Regions from separate parts of the Homo sapiens genome. Here region 1 is linked to region 2. The links are chromatin loops, found by intact Hi-C in ENCODE. Cell type or tissue: Caco-2. All regions are shown on one strand. Links, peaks and the distances in the headings refer to the core of each region. The heading gives the core; the rest is flanking DNA. Region 1 holds the start of LOC105372061 (a long non-coding RNA gene). Region 2 overlaps MAPRE2 (microtubule associated protein RP/EB family member 2).

Region 1 (11,515 bases), core at 1,655-9,654, 200 kb after region 2:
TATCAAATATTGACCCTTGAGAACACATTTGTGTGACAGAATAGTAAGTACCCACAAATGTTTTCATTTTATACTGAAGTATGTTGGTTGTGTTGAGGAAAAGCACTCCTGTGATAGCGTTGTGAGCTAAACTAAACTTCTTTTTTCATGGTACACCATTTTACTTCAAAGAATGGCTATGAGACAAACGTAATTATTTAGACTTAAGTATTCTGCATGTATATTTGTAGAAAATGAATGAACTGAATCTGCTGTCACTCTAAGGAAAACAACAGAATTTGGTGGCAACAATAAAATTCAATATCTCAAGTGCAAATTACAATTTTGGGAAACTTGAATCGGCTGCTATGAGTAGGACAGTTTTCCAATACTTTTCTGATGAGATCTGTAGTGATATTAACAAATGTGCTTTAAAAATATTATATAATGAATTATGTCTATATTTGGAACATCTGAATTATTTGGTGAAACAATATTTTTCAAATGACCGGTGTATGATGTTACAAAATTATATTGTACATTCAAAGGGCAAGATGGACCAATGGATTTTAACGTAGCAGAGCAACAAAGTTCATTGATAGGATTTCAGATTCCATGTGGTGACTAATCTTTTAAGAAACATCAGCGCATCAAAGAAGAATATTCACAATTATCTGAAAGGACTTTTAAAATAGCCCTTTGCTTTCCAAGTGTATATCTGTGAGAGGCCAAATTTTCTTAAGATACATCAACTAGCCCGGGCGTGGTGGCTCATGCCTGTAATCCCAGCACTTTGGAAGGCTGAGGCGGGCGGATCATGAGGTCAGGAGATCGAGACCATCCTGGCTAACACGGTGAAACCCCGTCTCTACTAAAAATACAAAAAGTTAGCTGGGCGTGGTGGCAGGCGCCTGTAGTCCCAGCTACTTGGGAGGCTGAGGCAGGAGAATGGCGTGAACCCAGGAGGCAGAGCTTGCAGTGAGCCAAGATCAGCCACTGCACTCCAGCCTGGGTGACAGAGCGAGACTCTGTCTCAAAAAAAAAAAAAAATCAACTAAAATAACATATTGCAAAAGATTGAATGCAGAAGCAGCTAGGAGAACCAAGTGTTGTCCATTAATCTAGACCTTAAGGAGATTTGTAAAATTATAAAACAAGGTTACTGTTTAAATATTTTTGTTTTGCTAAACGTTATTTTTCACAGGAATATGTTATTTAATTTAACATGTGATGGGTTTACTATTGTTATTTTTTATTTATTATTATTTTTTATTTATCTTTTTTGAGACAGAGTTTTTGCTCTTGTTGCCCAGGCTTGAATGAAGTGGCACGATCTCAGCTCACTGCAACCTCTGCCTCCCAGGTTCAAGAGATTCTCCTGCCTCAGCCTCCCAAATAGCTGGGAGGCATCCGCCACCATGCCCAGCTAATTTTTGTATTTTTAGTAGAGATGGGGTTTCACCATGTCATTCAGGCTGGTCTTGAACTCCTGACTTCAGGTGATCCACCCGCCTCAGCTTCCCAAAATGCTGGGATTACAGGCGTGAGCCACTGCGCCCAGCCTATTATTATTTTAAAATAAATATATACTTAAAACATTTCTCAGTTTTAATTTCTAATATAATAAATATCAATAGATATAACCCACATAAAGTGTAAAGAGCCCCTGAGACAAAAATACTAGATGATACATTTCTATTCAGATTCTCCTTGATAAAGTGTTTTTGACTTATGTGTTGCATTAGATGTAAGCTGTGTTTAATACTTAGATGCTGCGCTTTGAGAATTCAAAGAGTTCATAAAAATTTATTTCTAAAGCATAGAGATTTAACTTCTATAACTAGTTCTAGTGATATTCATGAAACTTCAGAGAAACTCACTGTTGATCAACAATAGAATTAACAGAGCTAACACACCCTCCTTTCTACGAACAAGAGGAAAATCTGTCAAGGGTCAATGCCACTTCCACACCTTTATTTCAAATAAGCAAATGGTGTTTATTCCTGAAATTGCTTCCTGCCTTTGAAAAACATCTAATCAACCACTACATTTCCTTGGCTCAATAAAGAGTAAAGGGATTTCACTGATACTTGATTCATTCAGTGCTTAAACTTCATTTCTGCTATAATTTCGTCTTTAAAAAATAGGTGTATTTGTCATGCAAAAGGTTTTTCTAGTCAATGCATATCAAACAAACACATTTACAGGCTAAAAAGTGAAAAATGCCATCATTAATTTTTATTTCCATAGAATTCTTTGCCATGTTTTCACATCGTGTGTCAAATACTAGTTCAGAAGTAGTTGGGTCTGAGGAAATTGGGTCTAAGGAATTGGGTCTAAGGAAATTGCTAGAAGACAGTGCTAGTGCATTGACTGTTTGTGAAAAAGACCTTTCAAAGAGTCTCTTTTACAGATAGATTGCTCTTTTATTTTCCCTATTGATGATCAGCTTCCAGTGGTATAGGGGGACGAAACCTTGCTATCCACAGAGAGGTCCTTAGACCAGCAGCATCAATACCACCTGAGAGCTTGTTAGAAGTGCAGGATCTCAGGTTCCACCCTAGGCCTACAGAATCAGAATCCGAATTTTAAAAAGATTCCCATTTGATGCCTAAACACATTAAAGTTTGAGAAACACTGCTATTAGGGATACAAATAATATGTTCTCCATACTTTTTTGGGTGTTTTTTTCTGACTAGTATTCAACTTCTCTTTTAGAACAATCTTAAACAATGTAATCAGTGTACTCAGACTTATTCCTGGATTGTTAAAATATTTACTTCTACCAACCATTTTGAAATAAGTACAGGTACTTATGCCCTGTCTTCTAAAATGCGATAGCAATGAAAACATCAAAGAACTTAAGAAATACAGATTGAAACCTAAATGTAGGGCAACAGTAACTGATGATAAGAATCAATAAATATTTATATTTTAAAGTATTTTGTCTTAAATGAGCCTGTTTTTGGGAAAAACTTTTATTTAAACATGAGGCTCTTCCATCTAGGCCCTTTATTTGCTCAATACCACCTTTTTAGATTGGAAAAAGATCTGATTTGCAAGATAACCTGATAGATATTCTTTAACATACTGTACTTGCCTGCCAGATACCAGTAGCACCCCCTTGATTGTACACCTCCAAACTTTGAAGTGTAGTGAATTCATTTTTTGAAGGAAAATAAAAGCTTTTATTGAAATATTTTCTTTATATTTCCCAAAGATGGCCTGTTTGAATGGTGAGCTCCCACACTTGGTAGCTCTACGGTAGCCTGCTTTAGGTCAGTGGAGATCATGGGCAGTCTTCCTGGAAATGACAAAAGATCACTTTATAAAACCAGGCCATGTTTTGCAACAGCTGGTTATTTTTGCTTCAGAGAAGCAGGCAATGAAGAAATATGGCAAAGTGTGAGGAAAAGCACATTATGGCAATATGATGCCATCTTTTCATATTCTGCGTATATTTCAGTGCATCTGTCATTTGGAATGTGGCCTTCCCCTGGTTAAAGATCATGAGATTTAAATATGTGTGACTCAGCACTTTGTAAACTCAGGGCTTTTAATGTTGATCACATAAACACTTAGCTGCAGTGTATATAACAAAAGACATATATGAAAGACCTACCTGTGTAAAGCATTATGTTAATTAAAGGGTATAACCACATCATTATGTACTTCAGGAATTTAGATAATGATTATCTATTGTTTCTTTTATGTGCTACTAATTTTAATGTAGTCCAGTGATACATGCTTAAGAATATGTGCTTTCAGTACTCTGATAAAAATGACTGTCAAAATGTGAATATATTTCACACTTCCTACATATTCCATTAGTCATTATTGGAGGAAAAAATGTGAATAATTTATTGGTAAAAAGTTTGAATTAATCTGCTGACAACTTAAATCATACATAAAGGTGCCTAAGAGTGTGGGGCTTTGGGGGAAAAAAGGCATGCTTTTTGTTAATAAGAAGGGTGACTCTTTGAAGGACAGAGAAAATAATTTTACCTTCTACAGAAAAAGTCAGCACACAATTATCTAATCTATTTCCTCATAGTGTAATCATCTTGGGTAAATTATTTCTTCATACATTATATTTATAACTGTTTTTAATTATAATGATTATGTATGGATTTGCCCACAGAGATATATATATATATATATAAAATTTGTTAACAAGTATATTTTCATATGCATTTATTTTTACTTATTTTAATATTTATTTTCTTTATGTTTTAGAGAAAAGATCTCACTCTGTTGCCCAGTCTGGAGTTCAGTGACATCACAGCTCACTGCAGCCTCGACCTTCTAAGCTCAAGCAATTCTCCTGCCTCAGCTTCCCAAGTAGCTGGGACTACAAGCATGTGCCACGACTTCTGGGTAATTTTAAAATATTTTATAGAGATGGTATTTCCCTATGTTTCCCAGGCTGACCTCCAATTCCTGGGTTCAAGCGATCCTCCTGCCTCAGCCTCCCAAAGTGCTGGTATTACAGGCATAAGCCACTGCACCTGGCTTGCATTTATTTTTATAAGATCTGTTTTAGATCATTTCATTTAAAAACGAAAAAATCTACATTTAGAATAAAACTAAAAATCACTAAAAAGTATAAATTACATGGAATAATATTCTACATAGAGAAGACACAGACAGGAACAGGAACTGAGGTGTAATGAGAAAGAGTTTTTGAAAGTGGGGAGTAAGAGAATATAAAATAAATGAATTGAGATACTTTGAGAACTGCTAATTCTAGGTAAAATCTAGATGAATCATCATAATAATAAAGTTAAAATGTATTGAGTATTTATAATGTTATATATGTAATTTTTTCCATTTAATCCTCAAAATGACCCTTTAAGATTTGACGCTATTGTTTTGCCTGTTTTCAAATGAGGAAACTGAGGCACAAAGTTATGTCTTAAGGTTGTACAACTTTAAGTAGCATCAAACCTAAGAAGTTAGCCCAGCAGCTCATGCTGTTTAACCCTGTGCTATGCTGAGCCTGACTACTGTGCCCCGCCTCAGGGTTTGCCTGCTAAGAGAGTCCACAGCTCAGGGCCCTGTGCTATAAGGTTAGTGATCAGATAATTTTCCAGTATGATCTTCACTCATTGACTCAGCTTCCTCATCTCCCTTTCCCTGATCAGTTCTGCAATCAGGCTCCCATTCTCACCACATTTTATAAAATAATGTTTTATTTTTAAATCAATTTTTTTTTTTTGAGATGGAACCTGGAGTGCAGTGACGTGATTTCAGCTCACTGCAACTTCCGTCTCCTGGATTCAAGTGATTCTCCTGCCTCAGCCTCCATCAGTAGATGGGATTACAGGCATGTGCCACCACGTCTGGCTTTTTTTTTTTTTTTTTTTGTATTTTCGTATTTTTGTATTTTTAGTAGAGACCGGGTTTCACCATGTTGGCCAGACTGGTCTTGAACTCAAATGATCCACCTGCCTCGGCCTCCCAAAGTGCTGGGTACAAGCATGAGCCACCAAGCCCAGCTATATTTTGAAATCATTTAAGCCTCATATAAAAAGCAGTAAAAATAGTACAGATTTGCTCTGTATCCTCCCCAAACTTGGTATTATCAGCATTTTTTTATTAACCATTCTCACAGGTATGCACTGGTATCTCCTTGTAGCTTTACTTTACATTTCCCTGATGGCTAAAGATACTGAGGATGCTCATTTGCCATTCATATACTGTTCAAATCTTTTGTCCACTTTCAAATTGGATTGCTGTGGTTTTTTTTTTAATTCTGAGTTTAGAATTCTTGACATGTTTTGGATAAAGTTCCATATAAGTTATATGATTTGCAAATATTTTCTCCCTTTCGTGGCTTGTCTTTTTATCCTCTTAACAGGATTGCTCTCAGAGTTACAGTTTTTAATTTTGTTAAAGTTCAATTCATTGATTTTTTTCTCTTAGGGATCATGTCTTCCATGTCATGTCTAATAACTCTTTGCCTAACTCCAAGTCATGAGGTTTTTTTTTTCCTACATGAAGTTTAGGTCAAGGTTTTTTCCTATGATTGTCCAATGTTCTGACACCATTTGTTGAACAGACTATCTTTCCTCTCAACTAATTTTTGAAACTACTTTCACCAAGGTTGCTAATGGCCTCCTACTTTCCTGATCTAAAGGAACGATGGCCTGTAACACATTTTAGCAATGTAATGTTGGTGTAGACTGTGTGCTTTGTAACAACAGTGACATCAGGAGTTCCTTCACCTGGACGTTGAGTGAATGGAGGGAGAGTGCTGGCCTCATCCATCACCCACTGGAGGGGTGGAACACATTCATAGTGGTGGGAGCAGCCCTGACTCTACACTGCCTGCTCATGTAGCATGAACCAGGTCTGTCTACCCATATTTTCCTAAATTGCGATAGACAATGATCTTTCAGGAATATTTTCTATCTGCACTCCTTGAAATAAGAAGATAATATTGTAGTTTTAATTTTTATTTTAAATATTTTTTTCTTATTATAAGAGTAATATAGTATATGCTCATTGTAAAAAATCTGGAAAATACTTAACACCTCCTCTTGCTCTTCTCTCTCCTCCCTTCTTCCTTCTTTTGCTCCTTCTCTTCCTTTTCATTCTCCTCCTCCTTCTGCTGCTGCCCATCTTGCCCCTTCTCCTTGTTCATAGGACTCATAAACATAATGGCAGTCTACTTCTGTGGAAGAAGGAAAAAAGTGAGAGAGAAAGGCTTAGATGGATGGAGGATGGAGGTTAAAGCAAATATCACAGAAATAACATGTTCAATCTTGGTAGTAGGGACATGGAAGTCTATTTTTATTTCTTCTATTCTGGTATGTAAGCTTGAAATGTTTCAGAAATAAAATAAAAATGAATAAAAGCCCTCAAGGCATTTACTTTCAGATGAAGAGACACTAAACATTTATGATCTTTATTATTATATTATGCAGCACTGAACTAAAAGGTTAGAAGCAGAGCATCCCCACCATCCCAGAGATGAAGGAATGCTGCTCTTGACTATTTAAAATGCACTAGACCTTTTCTTAAATGATATGAAAAATAAAAGAGAATATAATCTGTCCTGGATGTTTGGGTAGGGGACAGATGGAAGATGAATGAGGTATTTTCTGTATAGGCATACTGTTCTTTGCTATGTATGACAGAATGAATAGATGACCTGCATGGCAATTTTGGAAACTTTCCTGATGTGTTAAGATAATAAGAGCAGGCAAGTTAGCTGACTGGGAGCTATTAGTTCAGCAAGTTAGAATTGCTGTTCATAGTCAAGTCATAGATTTTATAGAAGTTTTTCTAGGTTTAGTTTGCTGATGGGTCTGTAACTTTTTAATATGTTCCCTTTCTTAGACATCTTGGCCTCCATCTGCTACCAGATTAGGCTCTGGAGACTTAATATTGAAATATAAATGTTAATAAGCTCTAAAGATTGAGGTATCTGTCTAAAAGGTACAGCATTTTAAGTTTGCACCTTGCAATGGTGTCCACGTTCTAAAGTAAAGCAAAGAACTAGGGCAATGATTTAGATGATTCAAGCAAAAACATTTTACCAAGCTCTAATTACCTGGACACTTAGGCCAAATCTATTTTTGGCACAAAGTATTCAGACAGCTACTTCATTTTGCGTAGACAGATATAAATTATGTCAAACTTGACTTGTTTGCCTTTTTGAAGGAACTTTAACACACACTTTTATACAAATGCTTTTCTTCCCCCTTTGGAAAAATGAGAGCAATAATTTTGCTTGGGAAATTTTCCTATTCTTGGAATCTTGTCTCACTTTGGACAAGCCTCTTGCCTCTACTGGGTCTCTTGTTCCTTGGCTATAGAATGTAGAGTTCGGACTTGATGGACTTTAAGCTCCCTTTCATCTTCATGCTTTTAGGTAAAAATCTTTGTGAGTCCCCTTTTCTGTTGGACTTCAGTTTTTCAACTGGGATATGATGTTAGGTAACCATTCTCCTGCAGAAATGGGCGCCGGGAGAGGGAGGAGGACGTGAGCCACCCTGATCCACACGTTCTCCACGCAGGCAGAGAAGACAATGTATCTTCACAGCTCTCCCACTGTGTGGCTACTTGGAGGAAATATGCTGCCAAATGAATGAAGGAAAGAAGGTGGAATGGTGAGTGACCAGATCACACCTTTAGGAGTTTGGACTTCAGTCTCTAAGAGCTAGGGCGCCACCTGAGGTTTTCAGGCAGCACAGTTATATGTTTCAATAAAAGAACCTCTGGCTAAAGTGTGAAAGATGATGGGAGGGCTAAACTGGCAAATGAGGCACAAGGTAGGAGGTTACTGCAGTAGTTTAGGTAAAAAATGACAAAGACATAGACTAAAGCAAGCGGAGAAGAAAAGAAACATTTGAGAAATTTTAAGGAGCTGACTTTGTCACAGCTTCTTGGGTGATAGGATGTAATGAGTGACAGCGAGCACTTAGGGTGTCTTCCCTGTTTCTCCATGCAAATTTTGCATTCTTTCCTATGCTACATCCTTATTTATTCTAATCTAAAAGTAATGTTTTGATTACTACTGATTATAATTAAAAATTTCAGATAAAATTATCTATGTTTATTCTGTGTATTCAGTTTGAGAAGTACAGATATAGAAAGAGAAGAAAAAGAGGCAATGGTTAGAACCCTAAGGAAAACTAACATTTAAGGGGTAGGTAGAGGTAGAGGAGCTGGCAAGGAGATTAAGGAGGAATGGTCAGAGAAGCTGGGGGTGAAGCTGAGAAAATGTTACCATGGAAGTGAAAAGAGGAGACAGTTACGGGGGCGAATGACTAATAGGGTCACATGCTGCAGAGAAGTCAAGGAAGTTAATGGAAATATTAACTTTGAGTTCAGAAATTAACAAAGTCTTGTTGATTTTAGTGAAGGCACATTCTGGTGACAGACAGTAGATTGTCATGAGTTGAGAAGTAAATGAAGAGTAGAAAAGTAGGGCAACGAGCATGAGCTACCCTCTTCAGGAATCTTGACTGTGAAAAGAAAGAGCACTAAGAGGGCAATTTATTCAGTGGGAAGCATAGCGTTTTTTTTCTTTCAAGTGTCAGAAAGATGAATATTTTTATAGATTGGGAGGAAGGACCCAGTAGATATGGAAAGATAGAAACTACGGAGAATTAATCTCAACCTCTCAAATTCTAGAAGGTAAATGGGAAGTTTTAAAGGTTTTAAAATATATATACTACATCCTTTAACTTTCATTTCTAGAATGTTATCCTAGTTTTAAATGCTTTGAGCACTTTTCCATAACTTAAACTCCACAATTAGAATTGTATCTTAAATATTTAATTAAAAATAAAATGAACAGAGATTTGTACAATTTTAGCATCAAAAAATTGGTAACTACTTACATACTCAACATTGAGAAAATTTCCATTGGCTGCTGTAAGAATATTCAGGTGAAAATTATTGAGTTTTTAAAATATATGTTTTTTTATTATACTTTAAGTTCTAGGGTACATGTATTTTTATGTTGGATAGGTTAGACAAGCTCAAAATATTTGTCATACCCAGGAGCCCTTTCAAGATGTTCCTCCCCACTTTTTTTCTTAAATCGTATTTATTCAGGCATAATTTACATGTAATAAAATGCACCCATTTTAAGTGTCCATTTCAAAAAGTTCTGACAAGTTTCACACCAGTGTAACCATCACCATGCTCAAGATAAAAAACACTTATACTACCTCAAAGAGTTCCCTCTCCCCCTTTCTAGTTCATCCTCACCCTGCCACTGGCCATAGGAAATCCCTGACCTGCTTTCTGTCACCATAGGTTTGTTTTTTCTAGTTTTAAATAGCATAGTATGCACTCTTTTTGTCTGCCATTTTTAGCTCAGTATTATGTTTCCAAGATTCTTCTATGTTGTTACAAGCAAATATTGGTAGTTATGCCTTGTTATCATTGAGTAGTGATGTCATGAATACACCAAATTTGCACATTTATTCACCAGTTGATGGACATTTAGGTTGTTTTCAGTTTTCAGCTGTTAAGAATAAGCTGCTATGAATATTCATTTACAAGCCTTTGTGTGAATGTATGTTTTCGTTTTGCTTGGGCAAATACCTAGGAATGGAATTGCTATATCCTAGGGTCAAATGGTAAGTGGTATTCAGTTTTATGAGAAATTGCCAAACTGTTTTCCAAAATGGCTCTACACTTTTTACATTCCCATCAACAATGTATGAGAGTTCCAGTTGCATACTCTTCCCAACCCTTGATAAATCAGCCTTCTTTACATTTTAGCCATTCTAATGGGTATGCAGTGGTATCTCACTGGGGTTTTAATTTGTGTGTCAGTGATGACTTGTGATATTGAGCATTTCTCATATGCTTTTGGGAATTTGTGTATCTACTTTTATGTATTGTGAATTTAAATCTTTTGCTTATTTTAAGATTAAATTGTCTTCATCTTCCTGAGTTGCAAGTCTTCACATATTCCAGATTCAAGCTCTTTGTCACATATAAGTATTATGCACATTTTCTTCCAGTCCTTGGCTTTTTAAATGATATTATTAGTGATATCTTTCCAAGAGCAGACATTTTAAATTTAAAGTCTGACTACTTTTCAAAAAAAAAATACATTTTTTTTTATACCTTAGGAATCTTTTTCTATTCCAAAGTTGTGAAAAAAACTCTCAATTTTTCTTCTAGAAGTTATATAGTTGGGAGGTCGAGATGGGCAGATCACCAGAGGTCAGGAGTTCGAGACCAGCCCAACCAACATGGAGAAACCCCGTCTCTACTAAAAATACAAAATTAGCCAGCTGTGGTGGCACACACCTGTAGTCCCAGCTACTCGGGAGGCTGAGGCAGGAGAATCACTTGAACCCGGGAGGCAGAGGTTGCGGTGAGCTAAGAGTGCACCACTGCACTCCAGACTGGGCAACAAGAGTGAGACTGTCTAAAAAAAAAAAAAAAAACAGAAAAAGAAAGAAAAAAGAAGCTATATAGGTTTAGCTTTACATTTAGAACAATGATCCATTTTGAAGTAATTTTTATGTAGGATATAAAGATGTTGGTTGTTTTTTTTTTAACATAGGATAGCTAATTATTTCAGCACCATTTATCAAAAAGATTAGCATTTTTCCCATTGGATTATGTTGGCACCTTTGTTGAAAGTCAATTGATCACATACCTACAGGTCTATTTCTGGGTTTTCTGCTTTGTTCAATTTATCCTTCACTACTACGTTGCTGTCCTAATAACTAACTTTATAATAAGTCTTGACATTAGGTAGGGTAAGTGCTCCAACTATGTTCTTCTTCAAAATTGTTTTGGCTATTCTATATCCTTTGAATTTTCATATAAGATTTAAAATCACCATGTGAATTTAATTTTTAAAAGCTTACTGAAATTTTGATTGGGGTTGTGTTGACTCTATAGATCAATTTGGATAAAAATTGCCCTCTTTGATTTGGAGAAATTCTGAAATAGTTTCTGCAGAATTGGTATTATTTTTTGCTTAAGTATTTTGTAGAATTCAACAATGAAGCCATCTGAGCCTATTAATATGTTTGTAAGACTTTTATTACAA
Region 2 (11,315 bases), core at 3,315-11,314:
CTCATCTCTTCGGGGCAGAGCACCTGCGGGGAGGGGCGGCTGTGGTCGCAGGTTCAGTGGACTTAGCCTTTCCTGCCTGCCGGCTCTGAAGAGAGCAGCTGATCCTGACAAGGGAGATTCTCTCAACACAGCGCACCAGCTCTGCTAAGAGACAGACTGCCTCCTCAAACGGGTTCCTGACCCCTGTGACTCCTGACTGGGAGAGACCTCCCAACAGGGGTCGGCAGACGCCTCATACAGGAGAGCTCTGGCTGGCATCAGGCCCGTGCCCCTCTGGGACAAAGCTTCCAGAGGAAGGAGCAGGCAGCAATCTTTGCTGTTCTGCAGTCTCCACTGGTGATACCCAGGAGAACAGGGTCTGGAGTAGATCTTCAGCAAACTGCAGCACACCTGCAGAAGAGGGGCTTGACTGTTAGAAGAAAAACAAACAAACAGAAAGCAGTAACATCAACATCAACAAAAAGGATGCCCACGCAAAAACTCCATCCAAAGGTCATCAGCCTCAAAGACCAAAGGTAGATAAATCCATGAAGATGAGGAAAAACCAGTGCAAAAATGCTGAAAATTCCAAAAGCCAGAATGCCTCTTCTCCTCCAAATGATCGCAACACCTCTCCAGCAAGGGTGCAGAACTGGACAGAGGATGAGATGGACCAATTGACAGAAGTAGGCTTCAGAAGGTGGGTAATAACAAACTGCTGAGCTAAAGTAGCATGTTGTAACCCAATATAAAGAAGCTAAGAACCTTGATAAAAGATTACAGGAGCTGCTAACTAGAATAACCAGTTTAGAGAGAAACATAAATGACCTGATGGAGCTGAAAAACACAGCATGAGAACTTCATGAAGCATACACAAGTACCAATAGCTGAATCGATCAAGCAGAAGAAAGGATACCAGAGTTTGAAGACCACCTTGCTGAAATAAGGCATGCAGACAAGATTAGAGAAAAAAGAATGAAAAGGAATGAACAAAGCATCCTAGAAATAGGGGAATACGTTAAAAGACCAAACCTACAATTGACTGGAGTACCTGAAAGAGACAGGAAGAATAGAATGAACACACTTCAGGATATTATCCAGGAGAACTTCCTTAATCTAGCAAGACAGGCCAACATTCAAATTCGGGAAAGACAAAGAACAGCACTAAGATACTCCACAAGAAGATCAACCCCAAGACACATAATCGTCAGATTCTCCAAGGTCGAAATGAAGGAAAAAATGTTAAGGGCAGCCAGAGAGAAAGGTCAGGTCACCTACAAAGGGAAGCCCATCAGACTAACAGTGGATCTCTGGGCAGAAACCCTACAAGCCAGAAGAGAGTGGGGGCCAATATTCAACATGTTAAAGAAAATAATTTTCAACCCAGAATTTCATATCCAGCCAAACCAATCTTCAATAAGCAAAGGAGAAATAAAATCCTTTCTAGACAAGCAATTGCTAAGGGATTTCATCACCACCAGGCCTGCCTTGCAGGAGCTCCTGAAGGAAGTACTAAATATGGAAAGGAAAAACTGGTACCAGCCACTGCAAAAACACACCGAAATATAAAGACCAATGACACTATGAAGAAACGGCATCAACTAGCGTGCAAAATAACCAGCTAGCATTATGATGATGGATCAAATTCACACATAACAATATTAACCTTAAATGTAAATGGGCTAAATGCCCCAGTTAAAAGACACAGGCTAGCAAATTGGAAAAAGAGTCAAGCACCATTGGTGTGCTGTGTTCAGGAGACCCATCTCACGTGCAAAGACATACATAGGCTCAAAATAAAGGGATGGAGGAAAATTTACCAAGCAAATGGAAAGCCAAAAAAAAAAAAAAAGAAAAAGAAAAAAAAAAGCAGGAGTTTCAATCCTAGGCTCTGATAAAACAGACTTTAAACAAACAGAGATCAAAAGAGACAAAGAAGGGCATTTAAGGGATCGATGCAACAAGAAGAGCTATTTTAAATATATATGCACCCAATTCAGAAGCACCCAGATTCATAAAACAAGTTCTTAGAGATCTACAAAGAGACTTAGACTCCCTCACAATAATAGTGGGAGACTTTAACACCCCACTGTTAATATTAGACAGATCAACAAGACAGAAAATTAACAAGGATATTCAGGACTTGAACCCAGTTCTGGATCAAGTGGACCTAATAGACATCTATAGAACTCTCCACCCCAAATCAACAGAATGTACATTCTTCTCAGTGCCACATGGCCCTTATTCTGAAATCGACCATATAATTGGAAGTAAAACACTTCTCAGCAAATGCAAAAGAACTAAAATCATAATAAACAGTCTCTCAGACCACAGTGCAATAAAATTAGAACTCAGGATTAAGAAACTCACTCAAAACCACACAACTACATGGAAATTGAACAACCTGCTTCTGAATGATTCCTGGGTAAATAACAAAATTAAGGCAGAAATCAAGAAGTTCTTGAAACCCATGAGAACAAAGAGACCACGTATCAGAATATCTGGGACACAGCTAAAGCAGTGTTTAGAGGGAAATTTATAGCATTAAATGCCCACATCAGAAAGCTGGAAAGATCTCAAATCGACACTCTAACATCACAATTAAAAGAACTAGGGAAGCAAGAGCAAACAAATCCAAAACAGAAGACAAAAAAAAAAAAACTAAGATCAGAGCAGAACTGAAGCAGATAGAGACAAAAAAAACAAAACAAAACAACAACAACAAAAAACCCTCCAAAAAATCAATGAAACCAGGAGCTGGTTTTTTGAAAAAATTAACAAAATAGACCGCTAGCTAGACTAATAAGGAAGAGAGAAGAATCAAATAGATACAATAAAAAATGATAAAGGGGATATCACACCACTGACCCCACAGAGATACAAACTACCAACAGAGAATACTATAAACACCTCTGCGCAAATAAACTAGAAAATCTAGAAGAAATGGATAAATTCCTGGACACACGCACCCTCCCAAGACTAAACCAGGAAGAAGTCAAGTTGCTGAATAGATCAATAACAAGTTCTGAAACTGAGGAAGTGATAGCCTACCAACCAAAAAAAGCCCAGGAGTAGACGGATTCACAGCCAAATTCTACCAGAGGGACAAAGAGGAGCTGGTACCATTCCTTCTGAAACTATTCCAAACAATTGAAAAGACAGGACTCCTCCCTAACTCATTTTATGAGGCCAGCATCATCCTGATACCAAAACCTGGCAGAGACACAACAAAAAAAGAAAACTTCAGGCCAATATCCCTGATGAACACTGATGTGAAAATCCTCAATAAAATAATGGCAAATGGAATCCAGCAGCACATCAAAAAGCTTACAACCTCACGATCAAGTCAGCTTCAATCCTGGGATGCAAGGCTGGTTCAACATAATGCAAATCAATAAATGTAATCCATCACATAAACAGAACCAATGACAAAAACCACATGATTACCTCAATGGATGCAGAAAAGGCCTTTGATAAAATTCAATATCCCTTCATGTCAAAAACTCAATAATCTATGTATTGATGGAACATATCTCAAAATAATAAAAGCTATTTATGACAAACCCATAATCAATATCATACTGAATGGGCAAAAGCTGGAAGCATTCCCTTTGAAAACTGGCACAAGACAAGGATGCCCTCTCTCACCACTCCTATTCAACAAAATATTGGAAGTTCTGGCCAAGGCAATCAGGCAAGAGAAAGAAATAAAGGGTACTCAAATAGGAAGAGAGGAAGTCAAATTGTAAATTGTCTCTGTTTGCAGAAGACATGATTCCATATTTAGAAAACCCATTGTCTCAGCCCCAAAACTTCTTAAGCTAATAAACAACTTCAGCACAGTCTCAGGATACAAAATCAATGTGCAAAAATCACAAGCATTCCTATACACCAACAATAGACAAGCAGAGCATCAAATCATGAATGAACTCCTGTTCACAAATGCTAAAAAGAGAATAAGATACCTAGGAATACAGTTTACAAGAGACATGAAGGACATCTTCAAGGAGAACTACAAAGCACTGCTCAAGGAAATAAGAGAGGACACAAACAAATGGAAAAACATTCCATCCTCATGGATAGGAAGAATCAATATCGTGAAAATGGCCATACTGCTAAAGTAATTTATAGATTCAATGCTATTCCCATCAAACTACCATTGACATTCTTCACAGAATTAGAAAAAACTACTTTAAATTTCATATGGAACCAGAAAAGATCTGTATAGCCAACACAATCCTAACCAAAAAGAACAAAGCTGGAGGCATCACCCTACCTGACTTCAAACTATACTACAAGGTTGCAGTAACCAAAACAGCATGGTACTGGTACCAAAACAGAGATATAGACCAATGGAACAGAACAGAGACCTCAGAAATAACACCACACATCTACAACCATCTGATCTTTGACAAACCTGACAAAAACAAGCAATGGGGAAATGATTCCCTATTTAATAAATGGTGCTGGAAAAACTGGCTAGCCATATGCAGAAAACTGAAATTGAACCCCTTCCTTACACCTTATACAAAAATTAACTCAAGATGGATTAAAGACTTAAATGTAAAACCCTAAACCATAAAAACCCTAGAAGAAAACCTAGGCAATACCATTCAGGACATAGGCATGGGTGAAGACTTCATGACAAAAACACCAAAAGCAATTGCAACAAAAGCCAAAATTGACAAATGGGATCTAATTAAACTAAAGAGTTTCTGTACAGCAAAAGAAACTAGCATCAGAGTGAACAGACAACCTACAGAATGGGAGAAAATTTTTGCAATATACCCATCTGACAAAGGTCTAATATCTGAATCTACAAGGAACTTAAATTTACAAAAACAAAACAAAACAAAACAAAAAACCATCAAAAAGTAATCCCAGCACTTTGGGAGGCTGAGGCAGGCAGATCACCCAAGGTCAGGAATTCAAGAGCAGCCTGGCCAACATGGCAAAACCCTGTCTCTACTAAAAATACAAAAATTATCCGGGTGTGGTGGCACGTGCCCATAATCCCAGCTACTCAGGAGGCTGAGGCAGGAGAATCGCCTGAACCCGGGAGGCGGACGTTGCAGCGAGCCGAGACTGTGCCATTGCACTCCAGCCTGGGCAACAAGAGCGAAACTCCATCTCAGGAAAAAAAAAAAAAAAAAAAGAGTGGGCAAAGGATGTGAACAGACACTTCTCAAAAGAAGACATTTATATGGCCAAAAAACATGAAAAAAAGCTCATCATCACTGATCCTTAGAGAAATGCACATCAAAATCACAAGGAGATACCATCTCGCTCCGGTCAGAATGGTGATTATTAAAAAGTCAAGGAACAATAGATGCTGGCGAGGCTGTGGAGAAGTGAGAATGCTTTTTCACTCTTGGTGGGAATATAAATTAGTTCAACCATTGAGCAGGATAGTGTGGTGATTCCTTAGGGATCTAGAACCAAAAATAGCATTTGACCAAGCAATCCCATTACTGGGTATATACCCAAAGGAATATAAATCATTCTACTATAAAGACACATGCACATGTATGTTTATTGAAGCACTATTTACAATAGCAAAGAGATGGAACCAACCCAAATGCCCGTCAATGAAAATGGATAAAGAAAATGTGGTACATATACACCATGGAATATTAAGCAGTCATAAAAAAGAATGAGATCATGTCCTTTGCAGGGCCATGGATGAAGCTGGAAGCCATCAACCTCAGCAAACTAACACAGGAACAGAAAACCAAACACATGTTCTCACTCGAAAGTGGGAGCTGAACAATGAGAACACATGGACACAGGGAGGGGAACAACACACACCAGGGCCTGTTGCAGAGTGGGGGGTCAAGGGGAGGGAGAGCATTAGGACAAATACCTAATGCATGTGGGGCTTAAAATCTAGATGACGAGTTGACAGGTGCAACAAACCACCATGGCACATGTATACCTATGTAACAAACCTGCACATTCTGCACATGTATCCCAGAACTTAAAGTAAAATATAAAAAAAAAAGTTCTGGGGTAAAATTCACATTTTCCTTCTCTGCATTTTTTTTTTTTTTAAAGCTCAGGTGACTGGACAATGTCTTTGTTTGCAGGACAGGATGGCCTCTGAGCCTATCTTGACATAACTTAGCCTAAAAGAAACTAACATTTGGCTTGGTTTTCTGTGGTCTTTTTCTAAAAGATCTTTCAAGCTGGAAGAAAAACTGTTCCGTTAGAAGTTCATGTTTCATCTACATAATAAATATATCAGATTAGAAGACAGCATCCTAGTAGTAAGTTCCAAACACATTTATGAGACCTTTTCATTACTTTTTAATTTCCAAAGTTTCATTTAAGCTCTCAGATTTGACAAAAACCATTTTACTAAACATATTTTTTTTTATTGTATATGGATAACCTTCAAGACCTAAAGAAATACCATAGTGTAAAAATATGAAGGATGTTAGCTACACAGAAGGAAACATGTACTTAACTTTTTTATTCTCTAGAAAAGAAAACATTTAGGTCTTGGGTTAGTTTCCTACTGAGAATCGTAAATTCAAAGGTACATTAATACATCATTACCCTTTAAAAACAATTTATCACCAGGCTTGATGATAAAATCGTTGCAAAATACCACAAGAAACCTGTTTTAGAAATTAAAACTTGGAAGCTAAAAAGTTAAACATTTTTTTTTTCCAGTGAATTGAGAGAAAAAGGCATCCAACAAATTAACTTCAGCTGGGTCTTCCATTTTGATGACATTTGTAAACCCAAAACAGAAGCACAGCCTCAGTAAATGCACCTTCTGTGTACTCGTAATCTATACAAGACATGGGGTCTGGCTCAGAGTTGGGGGGTCTGCCCGTGGGGCAGTCTTGTGATCCAAAGTACCAATGCCACGTGAGGGTCCTCCAGGGATCAATGGATTTTCTCCTCAGCTTTGCTTTCCTTTAGGCAAATAAAGCCAGGATTCCTCTAATGAGTGGAAAACATCTTTTATGAGTTCCTAGTTTGGCAAGACAGGAGCTATTAGACATCCACGGAGATGTTTTTATCCATCATTTGTGCTATTTGGCAACATTGCCTCAGTGCTGAGAAACTGGGTCAGTAAAAGTTATTACTAGTGATAGCAGCCTTAATTAATGATCATAGTTGTGTTCTAGCAGTTAAAAGGAATAAAACAAGTCAGAAACCAAGTTGTCTGTGTGTGTTTTAGAGAACTGGCATTTTGTAACTCAAATTCAATGGAATTCCATTAACTTTTTTGAGAAGGGGTGTCTCTGGACTTGAGCCTATCCATAGTACCAGAAGCAACAAATTTTTAGAAATGATGTCAGATTTAATAAAATAGAACAAGCATGTTATTTCGCCACCTTTGAACCATCAGTGACAGATTTACTAGAGTCCACCAGTGTACATTTTGTAAGATGAATCACATGTATTTTTGTCTGTGCACAAATGTCTAAGATCAAGTGTTTAAAACCCCAGAGTTCGTGGATTAAATGGGAAACACACATGTACTTTGAGCATGAAATTTCAAACCCAGGTAATGGCTCACAAACTTCTGTCACAAGTGGTGTACCTTGGGAGGAAATGAATGTAGATGGAGAAGAGGGGTAACATCTTTGCTTTCTGTTATTTTCCCACTTATTTTAATAGAAATGTGCCTAAAGGCAAGTGACTGGAAAATAGTGGCCAAAGGACAGTAGAGAAACCAAACTGGCCTCTAGGTGGTGCTTGGAAGCAGCGTAGGGAAGGCTGGCACTCTTCACGGTGAAAAGGGTATTAGCTGAAGCCCAGTAACCTGCAGGCTCCAGGGTAACGTCTGCATCCCAGTGTGGCCTGCTCTGCAGTCTCCACAGGTGATTACTGGGCCAGTTGAAATACATTTCTCTTTTCACCTATTCCTGTATCTGTTAAATTGTTATTACAATTATAGCTCATGTCGATAAATCATTGCCGTTTAAAGTCAACAAACACTTATTCAAAGGGTTTTTGTCAAGCAGGTCATTCTGCCACAAAGCTGTACTTAGAAACATCTGCCTGCTTCTCCCACAGTTTCCTATTTGCCCAGCACTGTCTTGTCCAGATGGAGTATGCTGGACCTGCAGGAGCTAGGATTCTGTTTGCTTGCAGGTGGAATGTTTCCCAAGGGAATGTTTTCTCTTTATGTCTTTTTTTTTTTTTTTTTGGTAAAGTTTTTAAAAGGTATTATAGCTGCTACATTTGATATCAAATACGAGTCTGTAACTCTTGTTAACAACATTGGCCATCAATAAAAACAAAGACAACCCCCGCCCCGGGGAAATCATAATAAAATGTGGGTAGATGTGTAAATCCACACAAATCTATTCCTATTCACATGCTGACTGAAAAGGGAAGCTTCAGCATAAAAATTTAAGAATCTGTAACTCCAGGCAGATTTTAACATATACTTTTTTTTTTATTAAATATGTAAAAAGATCAATGCAAGTCAAGTTATTCACATATTCAGAGACAAAAAACTATTCTACCATGCGACAATAGGTGGGTAATGTAAAATGAATGTGATACATCTGAATAAGACTTTTTCATCTATTATGTCATTACTTATCTATATTTATAATTAACAATACATATGTTTACATTCCTTTCAGTTTACATTTAATATATAACAAAAGCTTTATGGTGTCCTATTTAGTAAAAGTAATCTGAATGCATATTAAACCTTAACGGAATAATGGAAATACTCACCAGGGAAGGGAAGAGTTCTTGGTTCCCTTCTGGAATTTACTTCTCTCAGGTCAACAGGTGTTTTTCTTTCTTTTTTTTTTTTTTTTTTCCTGCTTTTCTGCTTAGAACAAATATGGGCTTTCTCTTTGCCCCCTGCTTCGATCACTTCCTATCTGACAGTAGCAGTGGAAGTGCTATAACCAGCCGACAGCGGGCACGAGGGGGGGTACTAAGGATGAAACTGGGCTTCCTGAGAGGGAGAAGTGGAGCACGCAATCAGGGACGCTTCCTGCCCAGCCCGATGACATGTGACCAGGGGCCGCTAAGGAAACTGTTCCCTGAATGCCGAGATGAGAGAATAATGGGGTCCCACCATCCATGGGAAATGAGGGGGGATCTGCAGAGGCTGGAGGTGCAGCCTAAGAGGACTGACTCAAATTCAGCTGTTAAAGATTCCCCAAAGCATCTGAGACACCATCTGGGGTGCAGCACAACAGAAGACGTTTAAGATGGGACCAGAAAGAAGAATGTATAGCTCTTCTCTAAATAAACGAATGGTCTGCCCCAAGCCTTCAGGAAGGAGAATGGTCTATGGTGACTGGGGAAAGTTCTCTTTGCAGGCTAAGAGATCTGGCCAGCATGTTTATAACTGAGAAGGCTGGGGAGCTGGAGGGCAATGGAGTGGTTCCTGCAAGAGTCACCAGGGAGGCTTATGCAAGTTATACAGCAGTAAGGGGTTGCTGGAGAAGGCAGGATCCTGACTCCCTGCTACCCACTCACGTGCATCCACATGACAGGAGTTTGGTCATGATCCACTGAGCATTGGGTATGACTGAGATGTCCAGAGCAGATGAAGAATGGCCTAGGAACCACTGCAGTATCAGGTGCATAGAGTTATTGTGACCTTTTACAAGAGCTATTTTTTGTTTTTAAAGAGATCAGTGAGTACAACAGGCTCAGAAGGGCAACACGCTGTTAAGCATGATGCTGGGTATAGCACAGCCACTACTACTTGTGACCAGGTGTGGGAGGACGTCACTGCCGAGAGCCAGGCTGTCCAGCCTTAGAGAAATAAGCTGCTGCTATAATGCAGAGTGAGCAGGAGAGAGAAGAAAGGGAAACCAAACACCACGGAACATCTGTCTAATTCTGCACAGTGTGTTGTAATAATCTGAAAAATACAAGCCATCTTTTCCACATAACTCAATAAATATCACTTTGCTGCAAAAGATTTATTTTGGAGAGACTTCTTTTGGTGAAAAGCTTCAATGCTAGAATTTAGAATTCATATTTCATCGATTAATAAAGAAATTTCAAAGCTTCAGGATACATAATTCAGAAATTTATTTTAAGCTTTTCAGTTAAGCGGAAAGTGGGGTGGGCACATTTGTTTCTTGTTTTTGTTGCACCTGCTAAGTCAAATAACAAGTGAAAGTAAACCTAAAGTTAGAAACCAAGGTGAAATGAATGATCCAGGAAGGGATACCATCTGTCAAAGGAAAAAATAAAAATAAAGAAAAAAAAGAGGCAAAGACTTGGAAAGAGACTAAGAAAATGTACAAATATTAGTTAAAAAATAAGGAATGCTTTTAATTCATTAATGTTTCCTCTATTTATGAATTGCCATGGTTTAGCTAAGGTCAATGACAAGGAGGGCCCTTGTGTTAAAGAGGGAAAATTCTTTATTCTAGAAGATATTGGGAGTCATAGATTTTTCTGTGCTGTTATTCCAGTGTCTACACCAGACTGCAGAACCATGATTCTCCCTCGCAATTATGCTCCTATTAATAAGGTCTTCACTTCTAGCCTTACAGCAAGTGTGTGGCATGGTGCAGAGCCTTGGAGCTCAGGGCTGCACACCTGAAGTTACCCTTTAGTAGGGGTCCCCTAGAGTGAATGACAGTTTTGTGGCTGAAACCTACACAAAGAGGAAGAGGAATGAGGCAGGAAGACCCGTACCTAACCATACCCTCTTTGGACTGCAGAAAACTGATGGCAACATCTCGGGGAGTGGCTGCCCACCAAAGAGGACCCTGAGAAAGAAAAGAGCATAACCTGGGAAATGGGCTACATGGGGGCAAGGGACATGGTGAGCGGGCAAAGTTGAGATGGTGTTTTCCTTGAGTGAATGTCTTTCAAAACTAACAACATACTGTGTAGTTGTCTAACATGCTGATGGAGGAACACTGCTGGGCCCTGAAATCCTAGCTTTGAATCCATTTTTTCCCTTTAGTATTGTGAGTAGAGGGAGAAAATGACCTTATGTTTTCCCCCACGACACAAGTCACCGTCATTATGGCTTTCATATCAAGTATCTGTTTCCCTTTGTTCCAATTATTTGACCAAATTTATGTTCAGAGGTTAGACTTGCAAACATCAAAGCACCACAAATGTGTGTGACATCTAGTGACACTGGGTTGAAAAATGCCAATATAAATACCATATATCAAATTACCATTGTTTCACACCAGGATAAAAAGAGGGGTGGTGGCAGTGGTGTTGGGGTGGGAAAGAGTTGTTCTGGAAAGAAATGAAGAAAAGAGCAGAACCAATCTCAAGCAGCCAAGTGGTGAAGTTGGATGTATGTGACCCTACGATCTCTCGGGTAGGTGGCCAGAGGGCCGTCCGCTAATACACCTTGGCAAAGA

Evidence for each region. Hi-C counts contacts between places; a loop is a spot of excess contacts. Peaks named below come from ENCODE experiments on the same cell type or tissue, not always from the same donor. Only the 100,000 strongest peaks of a DNase experiment are listed, where the experiment ranks them.
Region 1: a loop joins it to region 2, with 4 times the contacts of the local background. A loop is called at or near these places in 4 of 110 quality-filtered maps.

The regions. Positions count from the first base shown.
Region 1 is chr18:34,939,805-34,951,319 of GRCh38, reverse strand. LOC105372061 (a long non-coding RNA gene) reads left to right here and starts at 7,953. Exons shown (of 9, transcript XR_007066333.1): 1 at 7,953-8,096. RefSeq lists a silencer at 8,021-8,315. In Caco-2, for the core only: no CTCF peak of the experiment used is centred there; no DNase peak of the experiment used is centred there.
Region 2 is chr18:35,140,533-35,151,847 of GRCh38, reverse strand. MAPRE2 (microtubule associated protein RP/EB family member 2) reads right to left here. Exons shown (of 7, transcript NM_014268.4): 7 at 8,378-11,315. Among named protein-coding and RNA genes, the nearest start is that of ZNF397, 95 kb to the left of the region's middle. RefSeq lists an enhancer at 1-59. In Caco-2, for the core only: no CTCF peak of the experiment used is centred there; no DNase peak of the experiment used is centred there.